Linked DNA regions of Homo sapiens: region 1 is linked to region 2. A link is an interaction called in ENCODE POLR2A ChIA-PET data of the cell type or tissue named here. Cell type or tissue: B cell. All regions are shown on one strand. Links, peaks and the distances in the headings refer to the core of each region. The heading gives the core; the rest is flanking DNA.

What was found. ChIA-PET counts read pairs that join two places held together with the same protein. Peaks named below come from ENCODE experiments on the same cell type or tissue, not always from the same donor. Only the 100,000 strongest peaks of a DNase experiment are listed, where the experiment ranks them.
Region 1: POLR2A ChIA-PET joins it to region 2 with 14 read pairs; 2 of 35 experiments call an interaction of 5 or more read pairs at or near these places.

The regions. Positions count from the first base shown.
Region 1 is chr22:31,789,666-31,799,742 of GRCh38, reverse strand. It overlaps DEPDC5 (DEP domain containing 5, GATOR1 subcomplex subunit), which reads right to left. Exons shown (of 43, transcript NM_001242896.3): 11 at 7,641-7,710; 12 at 6,926-6,998; 13 at 2,040-2,143; 14 at 1,087-1,161. Among named protein-coding and RNA genes, the nearest start is that of DEPDC5, 41 kb to the right of the region's middle. RefSeq lists an enhancer at 9,129-9,188. In B cell, for the core only: no CTCF peak of the experiment used is centred there; DNase peaks (open chromatin) are centred at 4,032 and 6,902; H3K4me3 peaks cover 1,033 bases; H3K27ac peaks cover 1,061 bases.
Region 2 is chr22:31,263,630-31,273,706 of GRCh38, reverse strand. LIMK2 (LIM domain kinase 2) reads right to left here. Exons shown (of 16, transcript NM_005569.4): 8 at 7,575-7,761; 9 at 6,637-6,723; 10 at 5,800-5,931; 11 at 5,507-5,563; 12 at 2,506-2,571; 13 at 1,003-1,177; 14 at 200-255. Among named protein-coding and RNA genes, the nearest start is that of PIK3IP1, 24 kb to the left of the region's middle. In B cell, for the core only: no CTCF peak of the experiment used is centred there; no DNase peak of the experiment used is centred there.

The DNA.
Region 1 (10,077 bases), core at 794-8,793, 530 kb before region 2:
GGATCACGAGGTCAGGAGCTCGAGACCAGCCTGGCCAATACGGTGAAACCTCATCTCTACTAAAAACACAAAAATTAGCCGGGCATGGTGGTGCACACCTGTAGTCCCAGCTGCTCAGGAGGCTGAGGGCTACTCAGGAGGCTGAGGCAGGAGAATCACTTGAACCTGGGAGGCGGAGGTTGCAGTGAGTCAAGATTGCACCACTACATTCCAGCCTGGATGACAAAGCGACACTCCATCCCAGAAAAAAAAAAAAAAAAATAGCATTAAGAGAAATACCTAATGCAGATGATGGGTTGATAGGTGCAGCAAACCACCATGGCACACGTATATCTATGTAACAAACCTGCACATTCTGCACGTGTATCCCAGAATTTAAAGTATATTTAAAAAAAAAAAAGGCCAGGTGCTGTGGCTCATGCCTATAATCCCAACACTTTGGGAGGCTGAGGCAGGTGGATCATGAGGTCAGGAGATCGAGACCATGCTGGCCAACATGGTGAAACCCCGTGTCTCCTAAAAATATACAAAATTAGCTGGGCGTGGTGATGCGCACCTGTAATCCCAGATACTCAGGAGGCTGAGGCAGGAGAATCGCCTGAACCCAGGAGTGGGAGGTTTCAGTGAGCCAAGATCGCATCACTGCACTCCAGCCTGGCGACAGAGCAAGACTCCATCTCAAAAAAAAAAAAAAAAAGTAAGTTTGCTTTAAAGATAATAATATAGATTCTTGAGAAAGACAGCAGTTACACAAAGATGAACAATCCTTTGTCATGAGTGCTTGCGGCAGAGCATCTCTCCCCCATGACTTTTTGCTTTGTTATATATAAACAACCACTGTACCTAAGGTGGACGTGTTCCTCCTCTTGCTTTCGGGAATGCCCTGCTCTTTCTATGGAGTAGCTATTCTTTTATTCCTTTACTTTCTTAATATACTTGCTTTCACTTTATTCTGTGGACTGGTCCTGAATTCTTTCTTCTGCAAGATCCAAGAACCTTCTCTTAGGGTCTGGATCAGGACACCTTTCCGGTAACATAGCCATGTGGTAGGCAAGATGCTGGCTCATGGCCGGCATCCTTACTCACCATTGAATGACAGATTGATGGCCTCCAGGTAGTTTCCTTGTGCTGAGGTAGAATTATCTCCTTGAGGAAAGCCCTCTGAAGCAAAATATGCAAGAGAAAGAAAAACATCTCATGAAACATGAACTTTTTTTTTTAATTTTAAACGAAGCCTTGCTGTGTCACCCAGGCTGGAGTGGAGCAGCACAATCTTGGCTCACTGCAACCTCCACCTCCCAGGTTCAAGTGATTCTCCTGCCTCAGCCTCCCGAGTAGCTGGGACTACAGGCGCACGCCACCACACAAGGCTAATTTTTGTATTTTTAGTAGAGACAGGGTTTCACCATATTGGTCAGGCTGGTCTTGAACTCCTGACCTCGTGATCCGCCTGCCTTGTGCTGGGATTACAGGCATGAGACATCACACCTGGCTGAAAGATGAACTCTTAAATAAGTGGCAGCTGAGCATGGTGGCTCATGCCTGTAATCCCAGCACTTTGGAAGGTGGAGGCAGGAAGATCGCTTAAGACGAGGAGTTTGAAACAAGCCTGGTCAACACAGCGAGACTCTTGTCTCTACAAAAAAATGAAAAAATTATCTGGGCATGGTAGTGCATGCCTGTCGTCCTAGCTACCCGGGAGGCTGAGGCAGGAGGATTGCTTGAGCCCCAGTGGTTTAAAGTTACAGTATAATTGCTCCACTCCAGTCCAGCCTGGGTGACAGAGTGAGACTCTGTCTCAAAAAAAAAAAAAAGGAAGGCATCTGGCTCCACAAGGCCTCACTCCCTGTATTAGGGACACTGTTGAACTTACGGCATACGAAATGTACAATTGGATCCAACTGGAAACAGAACCCTGACCAAAAGCAGAAACTACACACGGCAATGGGAGAGAAACAAGCACACATCTCTTCTCTGTCTCCCAGACCCCTCCTACACTTCCTTTCCCCGCCGCACCATCTATTACATGAATGCAGTACCTGCCTGTTCCAGTCGCACCAACACTGGATACTGGATGAAGAGTTTTTTAATGGTTACGAGAAGTGAAGTCCATTCTTCTCTTCTCTCATTCTGCACCACCACTCTGAAAAGAGTATTATCATAAAATGGATATTGAGCAGCTGATATGGTTTGGCTCTGTGTCCCCTCCCAAATTTCATCTCAAATTGTAATACCCATGTGTCGAGGGAGGAACCTGGTGGGAGGTGACTGGATCATGGGGGTGGTTTCCTCCATGCTGTTCTTGTGATAGTGAGGGAGTTCTCACGATATCTGATGGTTTAAAAGGGGCAGTTTCCCCTGAGCTCGCTCTTTCTCCTGCTTCACCATGGTAAGACATGCCTTGCTTCCCCTTCGCCTTCCACCAGGATTGTAAGTTTCCAGAGGCCTCCTGAGCCATGCAGAACCATGAGTCAATTAAACCTTTTTTCTTTATAAATTACCCAGTCTTGGGTATGTCTTTACAGCAGTGAGAAAATGGACTAATACAGCAACTTTACATACAGAACATCAGGTTCTTTACAAGGTTTCAAAAAGAGTGTAATTGGAGTACAGTGAGCTGAGATAACCCCACTGCACTCCAGCCTTGGTGACAGAGCAAGACTCTGTCTCAAAAAAAAAAAAGATTCAGTGAGCTTGTTTTTCTTCCAATCCAATTGGGAAAGAAGCATTAAAAAAAAAAAAAAAAGAGGCTGGGCATGGTAGCTCATACTTGTAATTCCAGTACTTTGGGAGGCCCAGGCAGGTGGATAAGGTGGTCAGGAGTTCAAGACCAGCCTGGCCAACACGGTGAAACCCCATCTCTACTAAAAATACAAAAATTAGCTGGGTGTGGTGGCAGGCACCTGTAATCCCAGCTACTTGGAAGGCTGAGGCAGGAGAATTGCTTGAACCCAGGAGGCGGAGGTTTCAGTGAGCCGAGATCGAGCCACTGCACTCCAGCCTGGGAGAAAGAGCGAGACTCCATCTCAAAAAAAAAAAGAGCACTCACTGTTGGTGAGAACACAGAAATTGCTGCTAGGAAAACAAGATCTTCTACTTTAATGGTTTTGGAGCATACACTGGCTGTACAAATAGAAAGCCTTGAAAACACAGACTATCCTTTGACCTAATGGCTCCATTTCTGGCAATTTATCATAAAAACTAAGGATATGCTTAAAAACCTATCTGTAAAAATGTTCACTGGCAATACTGTTGAGAATAGTGAAAAGCTGGAAGTCACCTCAATTTTCAACAATAGTAACCCAATGTAATTTCTATGTAGAAATAAAAAATGATACAGTGGGCCAGGCAGTGGCTAACGCCTGTAATCCCAGCACTCTGGGAGGCCTAAGCAGGCAGATCATGAGGTCAGGAGATAGAGACCATTCTGGCTAACACGGTGAAACCCTGTCTCCACTAAAAAATACAAAAAAAATTAGCCGGGTGTGGTGGCAGGCACCTGTAGTCCCAGATACTCAGGAGGCTGAGGCAGGAGAATGGCGTGAACCTGGGAGGCAGAGCTTGCAGTGAGCCAAGATCCCACCACTGCACTCCAGCCTGGGCGACAGAGCGAGACTTCGCCTCAAAAAAAAAAAAAAAAAAAGATACTGTGGAGCAGTGTGTTTAACATGGATTGGCATTTGTGATACAGTAAATAGAAAATGAAGGTTTATGGCCGGGCACAGTGGCTCACGCCTGTAATCCCAGCACTTGGAGAGGCCAAGGTGGGGGGATCACCTGAGGTCGGGAGTTTGAGATCAGACTGACCAATATGGAGAAACCCCATCTCTACTAAAAATACAAAATCAGCCAGGTGTGGTGGCACATGCCTGTAATCCCAGCTACTCGAGAGGCTGAGGCAAGAGAATCGCTTGCATCCGGGAGGCGGAGGTTGCAGTGAGCTGAGATCGTGTCATTGCACTCCAGACTGGGCAACAAGAGCGAAACTCCGACTCAAAAAAAAAAAAAGGAAATGAAAGAAAATGAAGGTTTAAAACATATAAAAAGAGAACCATATGGGTCAGGCGTGGTGGCTCATGCCAGCATTTTGGGAGGCCAAGGCAGGCGGATCACCTGAGGTCAGGAGTTCGAGACCAGCCTGGCCAACATGGTGAAACCCTGTCTCTACTAAAAATACAAAAATTAACCAGGCATGGTGGCGGGTGCCTGTCACACCAGCTACTCAGGAGGCTGAGGCAGGAGAATTGCTTGAACCTGGAAGGCGGAGTTTGCAGTGAGTTGAGATTGCACCACTGCACTCCAGCCTGGGTGACAGTGAGACACTGTCTCAAAAAGAAATAAAAACAATAAAACATGTAAAAAAATCACATGGAGGCCCAGCGCAGTGGCTCATGCCTGTAATCCCAGCACTTTAGGTGGCTGAGGGCGGTGGATCACCTGAGGTCAGGAGTTCAAGACCAGCCTGGCCAAGATGGTGAAACCCCGTCTCTACTAAAAATAAAAAAATTAGCCAGGTGTGATGGCAGATGCCTGCAATCCCAGCTACTCCGGAGGCTGAGGCAGGGAATTGCTTGTACTAGGGAGGCGGAAGTTGCAGTGAGCTGAGATCACGCTAGTGCACTCCAGCCTGGGCAACAGAGTGATACTCCATCTCAAAAAAAAAAAAAAAAAAAAAAATCACATGGAATGTGTGATCACATCTCTATGAAAACTAATTTTTCTCCTAAATACAGATAATAGGGGTTGATTCACCAAAGTAATGAAGACTATATTTGGTAGATGGAATTGAGTGTGCTTTGAATTCCTCTCTACTAAACTATACTGGTGTGCTTTTGTTGTTGTTGTTTTGTTTTTTTTGAGACAGGGTCTCACTATGTCACCCAGGCTAAAGTGCAGTGGCATGATCTTGGCTCACTGCAGCCTCAACTTCCCAGGCTCAAGTGATCCTCCCACCTCAGCCTCCCAAATAGCTGAAACTACAGGCGCGCACCACTGCACCCAGCTAAGTTATGGTATTTTTTTGTAGAGACAGGGTTTTCCATGGTGCACTGGCTGGTTTCAAACTCCTGAGCTCAGGCAATGTGCCTGGCTTGGCCTCTCAAAGTGCTGGGATTATAGGTATCAGCCACCACGCCTGGCCTATTTTGTGATTTTCCTAAAATGAACCTGTATTGTTTTTGCAGTAAGAAAAAGATAACCAGTTTCTCTCAATCTAAAAAACGTTGAGGATGACTTTTTAATGACATAAACTTTCATATATTAAAAATATATAGTCATATACACCTATAAATCTACATTCATAATTCATATATTCATATTCATGCTTTATATAGTATTTTGTATAACTGATCATGCTCAAATTAATTCATATTCATTATACAGATAAAACTGCATATACTGTTAAGTCAGAAGAGCTCTCATGGTTCCTGGAATTCACTGAATTAGAGGAATGCAGAATTCATCTGCATAAGGGGATGAGTGGAGGTGTCAGTACAGCAGATGGCCCATCACTCTCATAAAATTCTCCTAGGGGTACAGGATCCAACAAAAGATCAACAAATAATTTAAAGTATAATCTGTATGAGGTTGAGGAATACAGTGGTCAAAAAGCATCGACTCTGAACTAGATTGACTGTGTCAGGTCCATGCTCCACCACTTAATATTGTGTGGACTTTGGATAAGTTACTGAAACTCTGTGTCCAAATTTCCACATCTGTAAAATGGGGTAACAGTATCTATCCCACAGGGATGCTGTGATATTTAAATAAATCAAGTCATGTAAAGTGCTTAGAAGAGTAACCCATTCATGCTAAGTCCCGTAAAAACAGTAACTATTACTATCTGATAATCATCTCAATTAGATAGTGGTGTCAGCCAGGCATGGTGGCTCCCGCCTGTAATCCCAGCATTTTGGGAGGCCGAGGTGGGTGGATCAGCTGAGGTCAGGATTTGAGACCAGGCTGGCCAACATGGCGAACCCCATCTCTACTAAAAATACAAAAAAATTAGCCAGGCGTGGTCACGGGCGCCTGTAGTCCCAGCTACTCGGGAGGCTGAGAAACGAGAATCCCTTGAACCTGGGAGGCGGAGTTTGCAGTCAGCTTACATGACCACTGCACTCCAGCCTGGGCGAGAGAGTGAAATTGTGTCTCAAAAAATAATAATAATAATAATAACGTTAAACATGATCATGATATTGTGGTCAGATATAAAAATGCCTTTTTTGAATATGTATAGAAATAAAATATTACAATATTGATAATTTACTTAGTCAATGGCACTGAAAAAAACAGATGAATCAAATATGACAAAATAATAACTGTTAAATTCAGGTATTGGGTATACGGGCTCATTATATTATTTGCTCTTCTTCTCTGAATGTTGAAATTTTTCACAATAAAACATTTAGAAGGTCTAAATGCAACATGATATCTTGGAGACGGCAAGTACGAGTGCTAAAATCTAAAAAACATCTGAATTTCCTTAATAGTAATGTACCAATGTTAACCTAGTTTTGACAAATGTAACTTGGTTATGAAATGTTAATATTAGAGGAAACAGAGCAAAGACCATGCAGGAACTGTGTTATCTTTGAAACTTCTCTGTAAATCTAAAATCATTACAATTACAAAATTAAAAGGTTTATTTATTTATTTATTTATTTATTTATTTTGGAGACAGGGTCTCACTCTCTCCCAGGTTGGTGTGCAGTGGTGTGATCTCAGCTCACTGCAACCTCCACCTCCCAGGCTCAAGTGATCCTCCCACCTCAGCCTCCCAAGTAGCTGGGACCACAAGAGGCGAATTTTTTGTATTTTTGGTAGAGACAGGGTTTCGCCATGTTGCCCAGGCTGACTTATTTTTAAGTTAGGAAAGAAACAACTAATAAATAAATAAAAAGTATAGCAAAGCACCCAAACATACTTGTAAAAGTCTTCATAGAATCTCCCCTTGTGATCCTGTCGAATTGAGGCTCGGTTTATTTCAGGAAATTCATCTGAAATAGAGAAAACGGAGTATGTAGTTCAGGCTGAGAAGAGAAATTCAGTTTTGTCAGCTTCCTCTTCTGGGTTAAAGATTTGCATCACAAAAAAATAAAGATAACTGTCTTTTTTTTTTTTTTTTTTTTTTTTTTTGAGACAAGGTCTCACTCTGTCACCCAGACTGGAGTGCAGTGGTAAGATCTCAGCTCACTGCAACCTCTACCTCCTGAATTCAAGCGACTCTCCTTTCTCAGCCTCCTGGGTAGCTGGGACTACAGGTGCATGCCACCACACCTGGCTAATTTTTGTATTTTTAGTAGAGATGGGGTTTCACCATGTTGGCCAGGCTGGTTTTCAACTCCTGACCTCAGGTGATCCGCCCACCTCAGCCTCCCAAAGTCGTGGGATTACAGGCGTGAGCCACTGCACCCAGCCAACTGTCTATCTATTAAGTTGGTTTTAAGATGAATCACAGCCCACAGACCTCTTGCATCCACTAACGGACTGTGCTACTTTCCCTTTTACACTGTCCCCATAACAGAAAAGATGGGAAGGGTGGAAAAGTGCAACGAGGAAAAAAATGAAAGGAAATGGCTGGGGTGGGGTTGGGGGAAGCTTAACAAAAACATAACTGTAGGAGAGAAATAGTTACTCACCAACAGATTTTGCATCATAGAAAGTTCTAGAAAACAGGACCACTGTCACTTCATGACTACAGTTCTTCTCCTAAGCATGAGTAGAGAACAACAGGGTTGAAGTTTGTTTCATTTACTTCACTATGAAGCAGACTGCATGCATATAATATTCTTTTTTTTTTTTTTTTTTTTTTTTTTGAGACGGAGTCTTACTCTGCCACCAGGCTGGAGTGCAGTGGCGCTATCTTGGCTCACTGCAACCTCCGCCTCCTGGGTTCAAGCAATTCTCCTGCCTCAGCCTCCCAAGTAGCTGGGACTACAGACGCACGCCACCATGCCCAGCTAATTTTTGTATTTTTAGTAGAGATGCGGTTTCACCATGTTGGCCAAGATGGTCTCGATCTCCTGACCTCGTGATCCGCCTGCCTTGGCCTCCCAAAGTGCTGGGATTACAGGTGTGAGCCACTGTGCCCAGCCCTTTTTTTTTTTTTTTTTTGAGGCAGTCTCATTCAGTTGCCCAGGCTGGAGTGCAGTGGCACAATCTCGGCTCATTGCAGCCTCCACCTCCCAGGTTCAAGCAATTCTCCTGCCTCAGCCTCCAGAGTAGCTAGGATTACAGGTGGGCCACCTGGGTAATTTTTGTATTTTTAGTAGAGACAGGGTTTCACCATGTTGGCCAGGCTGGTCTCGAACTCATGGCCTCAAGTGATCTGCTTGCCTCGGCCTCCCAAAGTGCTGGGATTACAGGTGTGAGGCCCAGCTGCACATAATATTCTTAATCCAGGTGGCTCAGCAGCAGTGCACAGTATTGAATAGCTTCAGGTAATTATAGGCTGCAGTGCAGGGGACAGAGCACTGCTGGGAGTCAGAAGCCCTAGATGGAGTCCTGAACCTGAAACTTGCCACTATGTGACTTTAGGAAAGTTATCTAAAGTGCCAGGAATGTGGAAAGTGATTGGAAAACTGCAAATCAGCATTAAGTAATGGTGACTGTCTCCCAGTTCCCGAGTAGCTGGACTACAGACACGCGTCACCAGGCCCAGATAATTTTTGCATTTTTTATAAAGACAGGGTTTCGGCTGGGCGTGGTGGCTCAAACCTGCAATCCCGGTGCTTTGGGAGGCTGAGGCGGGTGGATCACCTGAGGTCAGGAGTTCGAGACCAGCCTGGCCAACATGGCGAAACTCCATCTCTACTAAAAGTAGGAAAATTACCCAGGCAATGTGGCACGCGCCTGAAATTGCAGCTACTCAGGAGGCTGAGGTAGGATAATCACTTGAACCCAGGGGGTGGAGACTGCAGTGAGCCAAGACTGTGCCATTGCACTCCAGCCTGGGCGACGGAGCGAGACTCCGTCTCAAAAAAAAAAAAAAAAAGAAAAAAAAAAAGAGAGATAGGGTTTCATCATAATCCCCAGGCTGGGCTCAAGTGATCCACTTGCCTTGGCAAAGTGCTGGGATTACAGGCGTGAGCCACAATGCCAGGCCTACAGTGTTTTTTAATTTCTGCAGAATTGTGGTCTAGGGAACAAGAACAGCACCCATGGTGGTGGATTTAAGAATCAAAGGCACTCCCACACCCTACTAGTCTCATAGGATGAGGGTGGGGTTTGCTCTGGACTCAGCGGTATAAGCCAAGGCAAAGAACTACCTTTGGACAGGGACAGGGACTAATGAGAATAAACATTTCCATGGAGTCTGGAGATCAATATCCTAGAAGTAGGGTGTTTACAGATGAACATCAAAAGTGGCTTGCAACAGTTAGCTAGCAAGCGCAGTTTCAGTTCCTCCTGGGTCTCTGAAGACAACAGCCTATACTGACCAACCCCATCTTTATCTTAAGTATGCTTAGTGACTACAGAATTCAACACTCACTATATAAGGCACATAATATAATGTACATTTCATGGATGTATCTCAAGTGGACAGAAATTCCTAAATACAAGCCACAGTACCCAGAGCAGAGTGCTAGGAAACAGCAGACCTTCACTGACTGCCAATTAATTCACGGGAGTCCAAGAGCTCCAAAATCAGCACCCTTATCTAATTTTAGTGCAAGTGATATACAGGAAAACACAACGGGCTCACAATGGGCTGATATGGGCATGGAGTGTCTCAACTCATAAGTGATGTGGTGAGAGGGTCTATTATTATCTCCATTTTGCAGCTGAAGAAATGGAGCCTCAGAGACTAATCCTTGGAGACCAAAAAGCTAATCAGCCAGGCATGGTGGCCTGCGCCTGTAGTCCCAACTACTGAGGAGGATGAAGTGACAAGATCCCTGGAGCCCAGGAGTTCAAGACCAGCCTAAGCAGCATAGCAAGACTCTGTCTCTTAATCAAAAAAGAAAAAAAAAAAAGCAAGCTGATGAGATCATTTAAAACCCAGTCTGCCTTAATCCAAACTCTACTCTTTTACACTACATAATGTGACTTCAAATACTTTTTCATCAAAATGTT
Region 2 (10,077 bases), core at 966-8,965:
AACCCTGCCAGTCCTTCTCTTAAGACCAATGAAACACGAACGTGGCAAAGATGTGCAGATGCGTTATAAACCATAAAACCCTACACCCATGTTGATTTTAGTCAAGCTAGTCATCCCTAGGAGGAGATGCCCCAGTTCCGAGGGAAGGCAGAGCTGCTAGGCCTGCTGCCTCGGGCATGGCCTTGGTGCCAGAGCTCACCTCACAGAGAACGATCCCAAAGGAGAAGATATCCACCGTCTCATCATAGCTCTTTCCTTGGGGAACACAGGAGAGCACACTGTTAAGTTTACATCCCTTACCTGCTCTGCACTGGGTCTAGGGTCAATCTAAGCCACAGCTAAGAACTAGGGCTAGAACAGGTTCTGTAGGGACACCCCACAGGCTGTCCTGCGCAGACACCACCTGAAAATAGTCCTTCCTCAGCTGTAGGTGAACTGCCTTGGAGAGCCCTTATAACATAACACTGCCTAGGATGAAACTGCACGTTAAAGTGGAAAAGAACCAGACTAGGGTTCATCTAGCCTCTGCCATTAGGCAGCTGTATGCTCCTAGGCAATTCACTGAACTTCTCTGGGCCTCAGACTCCAAAATGGATTGTATTCAGACCATTTCTGAGGCCTCACAACCCTGATTTCAAGAATCCCAACCAGCATCTCTGGTTGGTTTGAGCATTATCCACCAGAGGGCACCACACTTCAGTTCTCACCATGGAGAGAGAAGGCTAAAGCTGGGACAATAGCCTGAGCTCTTAGCGATCCCTGAGGCACAAATGCCACAGTCAGAACTCACCTTATCCCCCATGATGGGACACTGATCAGTTCCCAGCCCCCTGAGCTCAGGAGCTAAATCGTGAGGCCCCACCTGGCAAGGGAAAAATATCCTCAGCTCTGGGTATCCGGTCCTACGCTTCACAGGCCTCCCCTGGAATTCCCAGGGCTCTGATGCAAGGGCAGCATCTGTCCTCCCTCTGCGGGTGTCCCCTCCAGGGCTTCAGGACTCACCGTTCAGCATCTCAGGGGCCATCCAGTAGGGGTTTCCCACCACCGTGTAGCGCTTCTTGCGGTCGTTCTTGCGCAAGGTGCGTTTCTTGGTGGTGGCCTTCTCCATGGGGGCCCTTTTCCTCTCTTCCACTATGAGCCGTGACAGCCCAAAGTCTGCCACCACCACAGTCTTGTCCTGGTAGGATAAAAGACAGGTCAGGACTTCATGGGGATGTTCTCAAACCTGGCCCTGGGGAGGAAGCATAGGCAAGAGAAGCCACTGAGAAGGGGAGAAAAGGTGTATAGCAAGGGAGAATCAGAGCAGAAAGCTCTATCAAATAGACACACTCAGGCCAGGCACGGTGGCTTCCACCTGTAATCCCAGAACTTTGGGAGGCCAAGGCGGGTGAATCACCTGAGGTCAGGAGTTCAAGACCAGCCTGGCCAACATGGCAAAACCCCGTCTCTACTAAAAATACAAAAAAAAAAAAAAAAAAATTAGCTGGGCGTGGTGGCACACGCCTGTAGTCCTAGCTACTTGGGAGGCTGAAGCAGAAGAATCACTAGAACCCGGGAGGTAGAGGCTGCAGTAAGCCAAGATTGCACCACTGCACTCCAGCCTGGGAAACAGAATGAGACTCCATCTAAAAAACAAAACAAAACAAAACAAAAAAACAGACACACTTGGCATTTGTGTTTCTGAGGGTCTGGTATCTGTGCACAGCAGACTCCCAGCCCACAGTGGGTTCATGGCAGAGCCACTGGAGCCCTGGAGGTGAGGCTCAGGGACTTGGAGAGTGGAACTCAGAGGTGGGACAGGGGGTTGCTTTTGTTTTTCCCTGTCCTGTCTTATTCCTAAAATGATTTCAGGCAGTGGCTAGAACCAGGATAAGACAGAAAAAGGCAAGGTGGAGGCAGTAGATGGGGAGACTTGGGGGAGACAAGCTCTTTGAATAGCTACAGGGCAGTCATGTGGGAAAGGAATGAAGATTGCGTGGTGTGGGTCTAGAGGGCAGAGCCAGGGCCAGCCGGTAGACACCCAGGAAGCCAGATAGCAAGTCAGTAAGACAAACAACATTGTAACCACCACAGCTGAGGGGCAGTGGGAGGAATGCTGGTCTCAAACTGGTCCCTGTAAATTTACTAGCTCGGTGGCCTCAGGCTGAGGCTTCAGGTGCCACCACTGTAAAATGGGGTCAGCAATGAACTGTTTTACAAGACTACTATGGGGCAAAAGCAGGTAAAATGACAGGGTTTTCTACATATAGTCAACAAACTTCTGAAGTCCCTTCTAATCAAATTATTTCAAAGGTTGCTAATGAGAGAAGGTGAAATTATGTCTGTGTGTGTCTCGGAGCTCCCAGAGGACAGAGAAGGGCATTGGAAGAAGCAGGAAGGGAAAGATAGGAGCTCCTAGGCAACACCTCTGCCCTCTAGCCAGAGGGGACAAGTCAGCCTCCTTTGTGACAAGGAAGCCAGGAAGGATAGGACCCTGGAGGCCAGGCCCAGAGCAGTGGGACATACCAACTTGATGAGGCAGTTGTGCGAGTTCAGATCCCGGTGGATGATGCACATAGAGTGCAAATAGGCCTGGAACAGAAGCATGAGCTGAGGCTACAGGGCCAGCAAATCAACTAGACCCTGAATCTGGAATTGGGCGCCATAGATGCTCTCCTACCAGGCCATGCCCACCCAGCTTCAGAACCCAACCTGGACAACAGGGCCAGGGCCTCCTATGGCCTCTCCCTTGTCCCAATACCAACAGGAAGCCTGGACTTCCTCTGCTTCCCTGCTGCCATCTCCTGCCCATCCTTTGGTTCACCAATCACTAGCACAGTGGCTGGCCAAAGCCCTCACAGCTCTCTCCTAATGTCCCCAACTTCAGAAAACCCTGGCCGTTGCAGCACCCCCTCCACCTCTACCCATTTTACTTAGATCCAGGCTGCTCCCTCCTCCCCACTCTCCCAATCTCTGGCTTGAGCCACTTTGGATCCTTCCTGCCTGCAACAGAGAAGTGACTTCTTGCTCCAGCTAGCTCTGTCTTTCAGACATTCACCTCCTCTAAGACTCCACCTTCCCCACTGTCTAAACTTTAAGCTCTCCCCCTTCCTACCAAAATGTTTGTCAACAAATTTGTTTGTTATGTCTCCTCTCCAGGCCTCCACCACTGACTCTTACCACTCTCAGGAGCAACTTCCTTTCTCCTTCCCTTGCAAATGTAGAAGGAGCCACTCCTTGCTCTCCAGCCCCCTGCAATACTACTTTCATCCCTTAGGCTCCTGGAGCTGCTCACACACCCAGGGAGCTCTTCCTGAATCGCTATAGCTCATGACCTGCCTGCCTGCCTGCCTGAGGGAGTGCTCCTCAAAGACTGTCCACAACTTTCCTATGCTACCTGATCCTGAGACTCTTGTGTGTCTGTTTTTTTCTTCCAGCCTTTTCAGTGTCAGCCCTGCTCAAAGCCATCTCCTCTTCACAAGCTGAGACACCCCCACCAGCTACATGGATGCCTCTTCTGTCCCACAGCTCCAGCTGCCCCTTCTCTGCAGATTAGGTGACTAGCAGCCTCTCCCTAAGCCAGTCTCATGGAGCCAGTTTCCTGCCCAGAAGATGCTGATAGGTTCTGCTAGCACAGAACAGCAGGGATCAATGCTAGCTCTTCCCAAACCAGTTGCTCAACAATCATGGCTATCCCCCATCCCCCAAATGTCTGGTAAGTGACACCTCAAGCCACTCGTAACTCCTCCTCCTCCTCCTCCTGTTCCCTCATTGCCAACCAGTCTCTCCATTCTGACTCCACCCGGCCTCCCAGGCTCCTGTCCCCACAGCCACTACCTTAATTCAGAAATTTGAAATGTTTCATTAGCCCCCTATGCAGGGCTCCATTCCCTGGACCCTCCGCATTCCACCCCAATGTACTAACCATATCAGTCTCTCTTTTTTTTTTTTTTTGAGATGAAGTCTCACTCTGTCACCCAGGCTGGAATGCAGTGGTGTGATCTTGGCTCACTGCAACTTCTGCCTCCCAGGTTCAAGCTATTCTCCTGCCTCGGCCTCCTGAGTAGCTGGGACTACAGGCGTGCACCACCACGCCCAGCTAATTTTTGCATTTTTTTCTTTAGTAGAAACAGGGTTTCACCAGTTGGCCAGGCTGGTCTCAAACTCCTGACCTCAAGTGATCCACTCACCTCGGCCTCCCAAAAAAGTGCTGGGATTACAGGCATGAGCCACTGTGCCAGCCCAGACTCATTTTGGAAAAACCACAGCTCTTAAGCTTTCTTGCTTAAAAATCTTTTCCTGCCGGGCATGGTGGCTCACAACTGTAATCCCAACACTTTGGGAGGGCGAGGCAGGAGGAATGCTTGAGCCCAGGAGTTTGAGATCAGCCTGGGCAACAAAGTGAGAACCTGTCTCTACCAAAAAAAAAAAAAAAAAAAAAGAAAAAAAAATTCAAAAAATTAGGTGTGGTGGTACACACCTGTAGTCCAGCTACTTGGGAGGCTAAGGCAGGAGGATTGCTTGAGCCCAGGAGGTCGAAGCTGTAGTGAGCCATGATCGTGCCACTGCACTCCAGTCTGGGCAACAGAGCAATATCCTTTCTCAAAACAACAACAACAAAAAAACCTCCTTCCTGATTCAAGCCCCAGAAACAGGAAAAAAAAACAAAAAAACAAACAAACAAACAAACAAAAAAACCAAAAAGCCAGTCAACCAAAAAACTCTTTTACATTTGTCTCCTATAGTCCAGACTCCATAGCTTAAAACACAGCGACCTTGATGTACCCCCAAACTGTTCCAGACTACTACTATTTTCATGGACCCCCATGTGAAGGGCAGTGGCTAAAGTCTCAGGCTTGGCGACCAGACTGATTAGCCCAGGATCCCAGCTCTGTCCCTTTCCAGTCCAGCTTATCTGGAAACCAAGGTTGTCATGAGGAATAAACATGCACATGCATGTTAATCCCTCAGCCCAGTGCCTAGCATATAGAGGGCACTCAGTACTTGTCAGCTGTTATTATTTCTATGCTTGGAATCATTTGTTTCCAGGTGAAATAGATGATTTTCTCCTCTTTCCTCCCAGGTCTTTGCTCCTGTCACTTCAATCCTGGTGCCTCTCTGCCAATAAGAACTTTATCCAATTCTGATCCTTCAGGGCTCCGCTAGAACTCATTTCCCCTTCATTGATTTCCTAGGCAGTGAGGTGCTCTAGTTGGTCTAAGGGCCCTCAGCACCTGAATACCTGTGATGGCAAGCCCAGGCCATCTCAGGCTACAGTTTGCCTCTCCAGTTTGCCTTGTCCGTGCCCTGTTTGCCTTTAGAGATGTGTAATTCTTTGAAAACAGGGCTGTGAACTGAGAACAGTTGGCTGGGGTCAGTTTCAGTGACACAGACAAACTCAATGAATAGCTGCTGACCCAGCCCACACAAGTTGCATAGGAAGGGGTCTCTACCTTCCAGTGAAGCCCACAATTCTCACACCTCTCCCTACTCTCGCCCTGCTGGCAGGTTTGTTGGTGGGACTCACCATTCCGGAGGCGATTCCTTTGGCAAACCTGACCTTCTGCTGCCAGGGGAACGGATCCTGCAGAATGGGGAATGATTTTCAGAGGCTGTTGAGCCCTGTCCCACTCGTGGTCCAGGCCCCATGGGTCAATGTGGTCTCCCAGTGAAGCCTCCCTGTGTATGCTCAGTCCCACCCAGCATGGTCCTTTGGAGGCAAAGCAGGGCCCCTCTGCCCTTTAAGCTCCTAGGGTAGTGATAGCATAGGTGTCTGACAACCCACCAAGGCTCCTGGAGACTATGGGGTGGTGTGCTCACCATACTGCGCAGAAAGTCCTTCAGTGTGCCCCCCTCAATGTACTCTGTCAGGAGGTTCAGCTTCTTATCCTTGTACAGCACACCAATGAACTTGAGCACATTGGGGTGGTCCAGGCTGCGCATCACTTTCACCTGGGGGTGGGGGAAGCCAAGGAAAGCTGGTGGTTAACTTCTCACTGTCTTCCTTACCTCTTCCCTCCAAGGAATCAGCTTGACAAGTGTTACCACCTGTATCTCCTACCTCCTATCTTGTGATATGACAGGGCACTAAGATCAGGATGAGGGAAGACCACCACCATATAGATGGAGATGGCTTCATAGGCCTTACCCTTGGAACTGCATTGGGAGAACTGGGGTGGGAGTGGCCAAGTGGCTTGGAGGGCAATACCCAGACCACAGGTGTCCCCAACTTAAGTTACTCCATGAAGTAACTTGGGAGGGGTAGTGAAAACTGTAAATGCCCAAGGAGTGTGAGTGCTCAGGGAGCTCCCCTCCAGGCTCCCTTAGCAGGGCGTTCAGGTGAGGATTATAACATTGAGTTGTACTAAATTGGAGTGTTTTCATGTCCATCATCCTCATAACCTGAGAGCTCTTCTGAACCCTGTATCTTTTGTTACTGCATCCCTTGTACCCTGTTTGTGTTGCTTTTAGTAAGTGTTCATTGAACAAATAATTACGCTGTAATTTAGAGGGAGTGGGATATTCCTCTAGGGCTCTTTTCTGCTTAGTCTTTAAGACAGTAATTCCAAACTGTATTTTCTCTTGAAGCCATTATTTGTAAGGTCTTCTCTCTTCCAATGGTGACACCAACCTCCCGGGCCCCCTCCATCTTCTTACCTCAGTCAGAAAAGTTTTCTGGGTCTCCTCATCACATCGAATTAACTCTTTCATGACCATCACTTTGCCCGTGGCTTTGTGTGTCACCTACAGGGAGGGTGACTGTTAATGGTGCTGAGACCAGAGGAAGTTCTGGAGAACTGTTTGAGAAAATCTATGCAGCTGGCCATCCCATCCCTTGGAGGGCACACTGAGCCGGGTCAGAATGACAGAGTTCATGTGTGGAAGATGCAGCGTGGAGCAACATGGGACTCACACGGAAGCAAACCCTCTTTCCTGGAGAGCTGGGCATGCACAGAGGACAGGCAAGAACCCAGAAAAGGGAAGTGGGGAAGAAGGCAGGAGGGGATGCTGCCAAGCCAAGCAGGGGCTCTGGTCATTTGGCATAGAAGTGAGTCTCCTGAGTGAACAGAAGTCTGGGGGCAGGAAGGTCAGTGCCAAAGACATGCACCAGGGAGCTGGGTGGATCGGGGGTGAGCTCTCCAGCCCTGCTGCCCCCAAGCTGAGACACACGTCTTACCTGACCCCCCCTCCCAGTTCTCAGCAGAAGAGGAGGAGGAGGAGAGAAAGAGAGAGGTTAGTCCCTGAGACTGTTCACCAGGGAGGCAGGAGCCATTCCCCTGTGTGCTCCTTGTAGCATGCCCGGTACTGAGGTCTGCAGGCACCTAACAAACACCCACTGACTGGAGGCAGGAGGGCCACAGGCACAGCTCAACCCAACCTGGATCTCCAGGTCCACAAGCTCACTGTAACAGCAACATTGACCTTAGGTGGCCTGGGTGGGGGTGAAGGATACCTCTCACACCAACACCCAAAGCCAGGAAGGAGGCCTGGCATCCTGCATGGTGTGGGGTGGGGCCAAGTGATGAGAAATCCCCGAAAGACAGTGACAGAGGGACTGGGGGCAGAAGAGCAAAGCAATTGTTGCCTGCGCTCACCTTGATAGCCTGCCCAAAGAAGCCCTTCCCCAGGACCTCCCCATGGATTAGGTCACAGGGCCGGAAGATCTGCTGTGAATAGCTGCTGGAACAACGAAGGGATTCTGAGCGGCTGATGTCACGGCTGAACAGCAGGGGCTCCTTTGGGGAGCTGGGGCCAGGGGACTTGGAGATACTGTTACTGCGCCTGAAGATGAGGAAAGACGGGAGTAGGGATGTGTAGTCCTCAGAGACCGGCCAAGAAACCCTGGAGGGAGGAAACTTAGGGGCACCTGTTCATTCCAATGTCTATAGTTTAGATGTTATTATTGGGGAACAGGGGCTCTTACATCAGATGTATCATTTTGGGGTTGCTGACATCAGTCATTTATTTAAGCATAGTAAAAACACATTCAAAATGGGAACTCTGCATACATCACACATAGAACAATTAACTAGATTCTACTAGCTGATAATGCTCAGTATGTGACATATATGACAACACTGTAGATGGTAATTCACCATCTCCCATATCTGCTTGATTTAAGTACTAACTGGTTTAGAGTGATAGTTATACTAGTATCCAAAAAATGAGCAAATGGGATTTTTTTTTTTTGAGACAGAGTCTCGCTCTGTCAACCAGGCTGGAGTGCAGTGGTGTGATCTTGGCTCACTGCAACCTCTGTCTCCCTAGTTCACCTGAGTCTCATGCCTCCGCCTCCTGAGTAACTGGGACTACAGGCATGTGCCACCAGGCCCGGCTAGTTATTGTTATTATTATTATTTTTGAGACAGAGTCTCGCTCTGTCGCCCAGGCTGAAGTGCAATGGCACGATCTCGGCTCACTGCGACCTCCGCCTTCCAGGTTCAAGCGATTCTCCTGCCTCAGCCTCCCAAGTAGCTGGGAGTATAGGTGCACGCCACCACGCCCGGCTAATTTTTTTTTTTTTTTTTTTTTTTTTGATGGAGTCTCACTCTGTCGCCCAGGCTGGAGTGCAACGGCGGGATCTCCACTCACTGCAACCTCTGCCTCCCAGGTTCAAGAGATTCTCCTGCCTCAGCCTCCCAAGTAGCTGGGATTACAGGCGTGTGCCACCACAACCGAATAATTTTTGTATTTTTTTAGTAGAGATGGGGTTTCACCATGTTGGCTAGGTTGGTCTCGAACTCCTGATCTCGCGATCCATCTGTCTCGGCCTCCCTAAGTGCTGGGATTACAGGCGTGAGCCACCACACCCGGCCCTAATTTTTGTATTTTTAGTAGAGATGGGGTTTCACCATATTGGCCAGGCTAGTCTCAAACTCCTGACCTTGTGATTCGCCCACCTCGGCCTCCCAAAGTGCTGGGATTATAGGCGTGAGCCACTGCGCCCAGCCTAATTATTGTATTTTTAGTAGAGATAGGGTTTCACCATGTTGGCCAGGCTGGTCTCAAACTCCTGACCTCAAGTGATTTGCCCGCCTCGGCCTCCCAATGTGCTGGGATTACAGGCGTGAGCCACCGTGCCTGGCCAGCAAATGGGATTTTGGATGATATTTTGCACATCTTTGTACCTGTCCATGTTTCCTGAATTTTAAGATGATAAACACGTATGATTTTTACAGCAATAAAGTCACTATGTTTACATTTTCAAAAGCGGTCGATAATAGTCATGGTCAATGACTGTTATTTTCACTTACTGAAGAAGGAACAAGAAGGTTGAAGTCCACAGCACTGCAGGTGAACAGCCCTGCGAACTTTCTCTCTGGGGTATGCTCCTGCTTTACTTGGGCTACCCAGAGAGGACTGACGCTGGATGGCTCTTGGCTTGTCCCGACCTACAGGTTTACTTACCCTTGTCCTTTTGCTCTGCCTCCTGCTGACCATGCCCACCAGAGCACACAAGGCTAGCTGCCCCCCTCCTCTGCATGGTGGCTCTACAGATACCTGGCCACTCCCAAATCTTCCCTTTTCCAGGCCATGGATTTCTAGCTCTTCCCTGCCCTCTGTTGCCCTGCCTCCCACTAATTTCATCATACTGACCAAGGCCAAGAGGCAATGGGAGTGAGGGCAGCACTTTAATGAGAGGGCACTGTTTCCAACACATGCCAGCTGAGAGGGCTCTAACTTACTCAGTTTGTTTGGTGAGGAGAGTGGATAAAAAAAAACAAACTTTTTTTTTTGGAGACAAGGTCTCACTCTGTTGCCCAAGCTGTAGTACAGTGGTGTGATCAAGGCTCACTGCAGTCTTGAACTCCTGGGCTCAGGCAATCCTCCTCCTCAGCCTCTTGAGTAGCTGGGATTACAGGCATGTGCCACCATGCCCAGTTAAGTTTTTTATTCTTTGTAGAGACAGGAATGTGGCCCAGGCTGCTCCTGAACTCCTGGCCTCAAGCAATCCTCCGGCCTTGGCCTCCCAAAGTGCTGGGATTACAGGTGTGAGCCACAGTGCCCTGCCCATCTAATTAAAAACAATTATTATTATTATTTTTTTTTTGTAGAGACAGTGTCTCACTATGTTGCTCAGGCTGGTCTCAAACTCCT